Regions from separate parts of the Homo sapiens genome. Here region 2 is linked to region 1. Evidence: chromatin contacts called from ENCODE Hi-C or POLR2A ChIA-PET data. All regions are on one chromosome and are shown on one strand. The core of a region is the stretch at or near the end of the contact, and the rest is flanking DNA. Distances in the headings are between cores, read along the strand shown. Region 1 holds the start of C11orf86 (chromosome 11 open reading frame 86). Region 2 overlaps PC (pyruvate carboxylase).

What was found. A loop is a pair of places that touch in the nucleus more often than their neighbours do. ChIA-PET counts read pairs that join two places held with the same protein, here RNA polymerase II (POLR2A). Pooled maps may share reads with other maps.
Region 2: a map of PC-9 shows a loop between it and region 1 (3-fold over the local background). The contact joins the enhancer-like site here to the promoter of C11orf86 in region 1. A Hi-C loop is called at or near these places in 7 of 168 maps with a recorded cell type or tissue (HCT116, HepG2, K562 and 4 more), 2 of 37 single-sample maps with no recorded cell type and 12 of 50 pooled maps. POLR2A ChIA-PET finds 5 or more read pairs at or near these places in 9 of 52 experiments (A549, A673, HEK293 and 6 more).

The regions. Positions count from the first base shown.
Region 1 is chr11:66,972,990-66,977,219 of GRCh38, reverse strand. It overlaps C11orf86 (chromosome 11 open reading frame 86), which reads right to left and starts at 1,916. Exons shown (of 2, transcript NM_001353554.2): 1 at 1,582-1,916; 2 at 211-1,043. The coding sequence starts at 1,857. The coding sequence ends at 969. RefSeq lists an enhancer at 732-1,235.
Region 2 is chr11:66,880,964-66,885,045 of GRCh38, reverse strand. All of the region lies in intron 3 of PC (pyruvate carboxylase), which reads left to right. Among named protein-coding and RNA genes, the nearest start is that of LRFN4, 26 kb to the right of the region's middle. RefSeq lists enhancers at 1,595-2,332, 2,333-3,070. Within about 2 kb of position 1,590, at least 12 of the 41 ENCODE cell types and tissues checked have a DNase peak (open chromatin) inside an H3K27ac peak, as active enhancers do; they include HCT116, PC-3, PC-9 and 1 more, where a contact is called at or near this core.

The DNA of each region.
Region 1 (4,230 bases), core at 667-3,166:
GTCAGCACAGGGTGGGCACAATCCCTCTGGGGAGAAAGGTCCAGAGAAGTGGCAGGAAAGGCCCAGCCTGGTGGGGGATCCAGCCCGCCCCGGGCCCTGGTGCCCCTGCCCAAGCATTCTGGGATGCTTTGGGCTTAGCCTGCCTCACAGGGGTCAGCAGGGGTGGGGGGGTGGGGGTCTGAGCCAGCGAGTTAGTCACCAGGCAAATCGTTGACTTTTTCTCAGCATCTTTATTACTGTGTTCGACTCCAGTGCTGGACACTGGATGGGGTGGGGTGGGGTCGGAGATGTCAAAACCAAGAAATCCCTTCCCCACTCTGGGCCTCAGTTTCCCCCTCTGTCACACAGGGAGGAAGACTTCCTCTGCTTCCTTCATCAGGACACCGTGAGGTTCAAAGGTTTTCAGCACAGAGTGCTCAGCCAGGAGGGCCACCCAGCTGTGGTCCTTGCCCCAGAGGGCTCACCATCTGGGAGGGAGACCTGCGCCCTGGCCCACCATCAGCAACTGACAAGAAGGGCAGTTGGGTCATGGCCCAGTGACCAGGCAACGTCCGTGAGCCTCTCGGCCATGGGTCTGGCTTCATCAAGCTCCGTCCTGGAAGTTGACAGCTGGTCGTGTGGGGCAGGAGCGTCCACAGCCCCCATTCCGGGCAGGCTTCTTCTAAACCTTCATAGAATCATAGTCCAAGGCCCCTACCCAAGCCCAGAGGGCAGACAGCTGAGCCCCCTTCTTTTTGACCCTGCTGGGATCTTCAAAGAGAGCTAGTGCTGGAGTGGAAGGGCCAGAGCTAAGAGTGGCAGCCACGTGGCGACTCCAGTGAGCTGGTGGCAGAAGCCTCCTAGGGCCACCCAGCCAAAGTCCAGAGAGCTGTGAAGAGGTAGGTCAGCAGACACGGTGGGCTGGTCCAGGCACAGCAAGGGGGCCACGATGGCTTCCAGCATCTTTAGCTGATGGTGCCCAGTGTGGGCTACGGGGAGGCCGGCTGACTCAGAGTCACGCTGGGGAAGATGGCGACAAAGCTCTCCCACCTTCTTCTTACCTGCTGGAAGACAGAGGTGGGGGAGGTCCCATGGGCTGAGTGGTGGGCTTAGATGTTGTTCCACCCATAGCCACGAGGTGGGGGTAGACCCCAGGTAGAGAAGCACTGCTCATTGGAGACCCTGTCTCTTAGAGGAGGGAGCCTGCAGCCCCCCACAAAGGGGTCCAGATCTCCCCTTTTTCTCTGGGGTGAGAGGGTCACACAGTGTACTTCCCAGGAAGTTGCACTGGCTGATCTCCTTGCCTCCTGCTCTATTCCCCCATCCAGCATACTATCAATCAGCTAAAAACAGCGCTTACCATATCACCCTCCTCCTCTAAAACCTTCAGTGGCTCCCCAGTGCCTGTGGGATAAATCCCAAATGCCTTCAGGGCCCTCTGAAACGTGGCTCTGGGGTGTCTCTCTCTGCACCCTCATCTCCAGGCAGCTCGGTTGTCATCTTGGTACACAGCCTGGGCTGGCTCTGTCTCTGAACCTTTCCTGCCCTGGAATCCCTGCCCACCTGCTGTGGTACCCTCCATCCTTCAGCCCACAGCCATACCTGTTGGTACCGCCTCAGCCACCACCGGCTGCCTCTTCGCTGGGCTTGGATCAGCTGCTCTGTGTCCCCCAGGCTCCCCGGCACCCGCTCCTGGGCAGTGGCATCTGGCCCTTCTGTGCCTCTCTCGAGGCCCTGGGACCTGGACTTCTCTTGCCCCTGTCTGAGGCTTAGCGCCCTGCGGAGTTGGCCCTCCTGGGGCCTCCCCCAGGGCTCCTGCAGCTTTCCATAGGAGGGTCGGGGCTCTCGCAAGGACTGACTTCGCAGCCCTGTTCCCATGGCTCCGGAGGCTGCAGGCACAGGACTGCTCCGGCCCCTCAGCAAGACACTGGCCCTCTGAGGTGGCCCAGTGCCTCCACCCATCTGACAAGAGATCACTGGGGGCAAAGGTTGGTGCTGCCAAGGTGGCTTTCATAAATCAAAGGGCAGGCCACAGGGCCAAGCATCCCTGAGTCACCTCACCACTGCCTCCCCACCTTCTGGGTCAAGGAGTGAAGGCCAAGGGGAGGAAATTGCCACTCCCTCCTTCACCTATCCTTCCCCCCTCCCCCTCCCCTCCCCCTCCCCTCCTCTCCCCCCTCCCTCCTCCCCCATCCTCCCCCCTCCTTCTCCCCTCCCCTCCCCCTTCCTTCCCCTCCCCTCTCCCTCCCCCCTCCTCCTTCTCCTCCTTCTCCTCTAGGCAGCTTCCCTGACTACCTCATCCCTGAAGAGTTTGTTCTCCTCTGAATCTCTATGGCCCCGGCATCCATTGACACTGAGCACCATGGCTTAACAACCAAACAGAGACAGCCTTTTAAGAATTGGGCCAGGCCCGGTGGCTCACGCCTGTAATCCTAGCACTTTGAGAGGCCGAGGCAGGCAGATTGCCTGAGATCAGGAGTTCCAGACCAGCCTTGCCAACATGGTAAAACCCCGTCTCTACTAAAAATACAAAAAATTAGCTGGGCATGGTGGCGGGCGCCTGTAATCCCAGCTACTCAGGAGGCTGAGGCAGGAGAATCACTTGAACCCAGAAGGCGGAGGTTGCAGTGAGCCGAGATTGTGCCACTGCACCCAACCTGGGTGACAGAGCAAGACTGCGTCTCAAAAAGAAATATATTTTTCAAAAAAGCATCAGTATGGCTCCAAGCTAGAACAATCACATTCACAAAGACAGCAAGGAGGATGGCCGTTGCCAGGCACTGGGGGAGGGAGGAATGAAGAATTTAATGGCTGTAAATTTTCAGATTTCATAAGATGAAGAGTTCCAGAGATTGGTTGCACAACAATGGTTGAAATGGTAAACTTTATGGTATATGTGTTATACAATACTGGAGAATTTCTTTTTTTTTTTTTTTTTTTTTAAGAAACAGAAGGAAACAGGACGGCTCCAGGCTAGGAGTCAGGAGGCCTGGATTTTTTCCAGGCCCAGCGCTGCCCCTAATGTCCCAGCAGCACAGCACTATCCTTGAGCACTCAAGCTCTGAGGACCAACTGCCTCTGGGTAAACTGTAGCTTCATTCCTTGCAGCCTTGTGACCTTGGGCACATTTTTCTCCTTCATTCGTAAGAGGGACAAATAACTTGGGTAATTGTTGTGCGTATTAAATGTGGTCCACAGGGCTTGGCACACAGCAAGCCCTCGAACAAAGTGAGTTGGTGGTTGTATTTGTCCGTTCTCCTGCTGCTATAAAGAAAGACCTGAGGCTGGGAGCAGTGGCTCATGCCTGTAATCCTAGCACTTTGGGAGGCTGAGGCGGGTAGATCACTTGAGGTCAGAAGTTCAAGACCAGCCTGGCCAATATGGTGAAACCCCTTCTCTACTAAAAATACAAAAATTAGGCCAGGTTGCAGTGGCTCACAACTGTAATCCCAGCACTTTGGGAGGCTGAGGCAGGTGGATCACAAGGTCAGGAGTTTGAGACCAGCCTGGCCAACATGGTGAAACCCCGTCTCTACTGAAAAAATACAAAGATTAGGCAGGCATGGTGGCGTGTGCCTGTAATCCCAGCTACTCGGGAGGCTGAGGCAGGAGAATTGCTTGAACCCAGGAGGCAGAGGTTGCAGTGAGCCGAGATCGTGCCACTGCACTCCAGCCTGGGCAACAGAGCAAGACTCCGTCTCAAAACAAAACAAAACAAAACAAAAAATTATCCAGGTGTAGTGGTGGGCAACTGTAATCCCAGCTACTCGGGAGGCTGAGGCAGGAGAATCGCTTGAACCCAGGAGGCGGAGGTTGTAGTGAGCTAAGATTGCGCCACTGCACCCCAGCCTGGGCAACAGAGAGAGAATCTGTCTCAAAAAATAATAATAATAAAAATAAGAAATACCTGAGACTGGGTAATTTATAAAGACAAAAAGTTTAATTGGCTCATGGTTCTGCAGGCTGTACAGGAAGCATAGCAGCTTCTGCTGCTGGGGAGGCCTCAGGAAGCTTCCAACCGTGGTGGAAGGCAAAGCGGGGATGAGGCATCTTACATGATAGGAGCAGGAGAAAGAGAGAGCGTGGCGGGAGGTGCTGTACACTTTTTTTTGAGACAGAGTCTCAGTCTGTCGCCCAGGCTGGAGTGCAGTGGCGCGATCTTGGTTCACTGCAACCTCCGCCTCCCGGGTTCAAGTGATTCTCGTGCCTCAGCCTCCTGAGTAGCTGGGACTATAGGTGCCTGCCACCACG
Region 2 (4,082 bases), core at 341-2,840, 92 kb after region 1:
CAGCCAGCATTCATGTCCTGTCATCTTGGAACGAGGGGAATTGAGTGGGGAGCAGGTCCTGTGAAGCTCTCCAGCAGGGGTGGGGTGGCCTGAAGAGGGTCGGGAAATGTCCTGGGCCACCTGCAAGTGTCTGCTGGGTCCTGGCATCTTCCTCCCTGCAAAGATTGTCCAGTTCTGTTTAGAATTGAGTCTTTGGTGCCCCTAGCCTCTGTCGCCCCTCGCAGCCCTGAAACTCAGCTTCCCTGGTTCCCATTGCCAGGCTGCGTCTGAGTCCTTTTGGGCTTTAGTGACAAAATACCACAGGCTGGGTGGCTTTTAAACAACAGACATTTATTTCTCACAGTTATGGAGGCTGGAAGTCCAAGATCAAGGTTTCAACATATGGGTGTGGGGGGCACAGGCACGCTCTGCATTAGTCTGGGAGGTGCTTTTTGCTGACCTTGTCCTTCAGACCCTCTCTCTGTCCTGTCAACATCACTTTGGGCTCTAATCAATATGTATGGGACATTTGTGTGTCCCACTAGTGTGTGTGTGCTGTTCCCAGGAGGGGCCAAGCCTTACTAATCTTTATCTGAATGCTCCATAATATTTCTAGGTAAATCTTTTTTTTTAACTAATTGATTAATTATTTTTTGAGACAGAGTCTTGCTCTGTTGCCCAGGCTGGAGTGCACTGGGACCATCATGGCTCACTGCAGCTTCAACCTTCTAGGTTCAAGCAATCCTTCTGCCTCAGGCTTCCAAGCAGCTGAGACTATCTATGGGCACCACCATGCCCAGCTAATTTTTTTTTTTTTTTTTTGAGATGGAGTTTTGCTCTTGTTGCCCAGGCTGGAGTGCAATAGCACGATCTCAGCCCACCGCAACCTCTGCCTCCCACGTTCAAGCGATTTTCCTGCCTCAGCCTCCCAAGTAGCTGGGATTACAGGCGTGTGCCACCATGCCCGGCTAATTTTGTATTTTTAGTAGAGATGGGGTTTCTGCATGTTGGTCAGGCTGGTCTTGAACTCCCAACCTTAGGTGATCCACCCGCTTCAGCCTCCCAAAGTGCTGGGATTACAAGTGTGAGCCACGTGCCAGGCCACACCCAGCTAATTTTAAAAAGTTTTTTTTTTAATTTTTTGGCAGAGACAGGATCTCAATATGTTGCCCAAGCTGATCTCAAACTCCTAGACTCAAGTGATACCCCTGCCTCGGCCTCTTAAAGTGCTGAGATTACAAGCATGAGCCACCACGCCTCACGGTGAATCTTAACAGCCTCATGCCACTCTGCAACCTCATTGTGACCTGAAGTATTTCTTCACTGATTCATTCCCTCAGACATTTATTTAGTTCTGGTCTTACGCACTGTACAGAGTGCCAGGGAGATGTGGGGACAAAAGAGACCAGGGATCCTGTGCCCAGGGCCCTAACAGTGTCTATTAAAGGAGACAAGACGGGTCAACAAATCTTTATAACATTAAATGCTCTTTGCTGAGGACACAGACGCCACGGAGACCTCATGGAGAGCCCCCTGAGCAGGACGATGGGTGGGGCACAGACAAGGACAGAGCTGAGGGAGGTGGCTGCCCGGGGAATATAGGGAAGGCATTCCTGAGCCTACTCCTATAGGATGTGGAGGAATGGGGACAAGTGACCTTCCCATGTGAGCCCTGCCCACACCCCGTGCTGCAGGGTCGGCAGGAAGCTGGCTCCTCGTGCGCCAGGGGGCAGTGTTGGCCCTGAAATTCTCACTGCTTTCCAGTGAGGCTGGGATGGAGCAGCCACCTCACTGCAGGCCCTCGGGACCCCTCACTCTGCTTTCTCTGAGACCCCCTTTGTCCCCCAGTCCACAAGTCCCGAGACCATGGCGCCAGTCGCCTCGGTGCCACCCTTTCCCCCTCGGCTGCTCCTTTGAATAGAGGGTTGCCAGGGCGATGAGGAGCCCTGCTGGCACTGTTCACTGCTGTTCGTCGCCGCAGTGCCACTTGGAGCAGCCGGCGCTCCTGGGGGCCCAGAGCCCGGACAGCTGAGCCTCGGCGAGCACCCGTGCTGTGTCTGTTTCCGTCTTTGGTATTGTCTCTCTCCTGTCTTCTGTGTCTGTCACCTGCATTGTTTCCAGCGTCCTCCCTTCTGCCCCCCCTGCCCAGAAATCTCAGCCTCAGTCTGTCCTCTCTTGGGTGCTTTGATATCAGCCGTGGCAGCCCTGAGAGCCAGGTGGAGTCGTTCTTTCATCTGTCCCTCTTGGCTGCCAGCCCTGGGGCCCGTCGGACATGTTTAGAGCAGAGCCGCCTGGGGAGAGCGGCCCCATCCGTCAGAGCTGCCACCGCCGCAGCCCCGAGTGCTCTGCCAAGAGCTCTTTCTTTCTGGTTCTGACCTGCTTTCACTGGCAGCTGTGGAGCCCAGCTGGGGCTAGGGGCACAGCCTGGTGCGGGTGCTGGTGCTGGGGGCAGCTGGGCCCATAGGAAGTAGGTGTGTGGAGCTTTGTTGGTTCGGAGGTTCCTGGGGCCTGTTTCTGAACCACACTTCTTTCTTCTCTGCCCTCTGCTGCTCTCCAGCACACCTCTGAGGATTTGCTGAGGGACCCAGGTGCTCTGCTGGGCTTTCAGAACCAACTTGCTGGCCACCCGCCCCTGAAGCAGGGCCTGGTCTTTCCCTTCCTCTGCGGCCTCTTGCCCACTGCTGCCCTCTGAGGCTGCAGGAGACGCTCTGTGAGGACAGGAATATGTAGGACGAAGCGATGTGGGGCCTCAGCTGCAGCAGCTCTTAGGTGGCGCCCTGCCCTGGTCCCCAGAAAGGCTGCTGAGCACTGGGGCCACGTTGTTGTCTGGAACAAAACTTGGGGGATGATGGCCTGACAGCAGGATTCTGTGCTCCTTCTGGTTGCAAGAGGCATCCTGGGAGATGTAGTTCAGGTCTGAAGTAGTGGGATTTCAGGGACATTTTGATGATTTATTAGACAAATTGAAACTGCCTTGGCTTATCTGGGACATGTGACTGCTGACATTGTTCGTCAGCTCTCGTTGGGAAGCTCTGAGTGCCACTGGTGGCCCTGCTGGAGGCCAGGCCAGTGACAGTTTTATCAGAAGTGGGGTTTTTGGTTTTGGTATTTTGGTTTCCAAGTGCCTGTCACACTGTGCTCCTGATGAAAGCCGTGACTTACTCCTTTAGTTGAGTGAAGAGTCCATAGGCCAACTCTGATGGGTCCGAGCTCCTGCTCTGGAGGGGGCCATATGAAGCGGGCTCCAGGCCGGCTCTGCTGGTGGCCTGGGTGTGTCACTTAATCCCACTGCACCTGGTCCCTTACCTGTACAGGGAGGTGATGAGGGGCTGTGAGGGTTACTGAGTGAGTCTGCGTGAAGAGCCACAGTGGCCCCTGCCTGGCAAGGAGCAAGGCTCTGCTGGGGTCACTGCCCACCATTGTGCCCTCCTCCACTGGCACTGGCCGGGCACCAGGTGGAGCTCAGTGAGTATGTGTTGTGTGCTATGGAAGCGGCAGCTCTGTCAGGAGCGGGGCAGGTGACGGCCAGGCCCTCGCCCTGCCTCAGCCTGCAGGTCGTCGTAGGTGCCTTCCTGACTCCCTTCTGGAAGGGGAATGCTGAGTTATTGATCTGAAGCTGAAGCTGGGAGGGAAATGGAAGCTGTGGAGTCACCCGAGAGGCAGCAGGGGAGGAAGCAGGTGCCCCACACACTACTGGCTTCACTGTGGCTCATTCTTGCTTGCAAGGAGTTATTTACACGTCCCAAGTGACAGTCAAAGCTGTCTTATTTCTTGGTCTCTTATGCACAACCCGAGGCCAAGAAAAGGGATCTGTCAGCTGGCATTTGCAGAAAATAGCAAGTGGGTCTCTGGGCTGTCAGCTCTCTGGAGAGGAAAACAGGGTGAAGGATCTTTGGGTGATGGTGGTTGCTTTTCTCTCACTCACTCACTACTGTTTCCCCATTTCTGAGGTCAGAAAGGGAGAGCTTTGCTTGTGTGTATCACCAGGAGCAAGCAAGACAGTGGCATCCCCCGAGGCGTGTAACTGTAACCTGAGCTGGTTGCTGGCCCTGGCAGCATCCCAGAATGCCCTTCACACCTGGGGCTCTAGCAGCCTCCCTTGA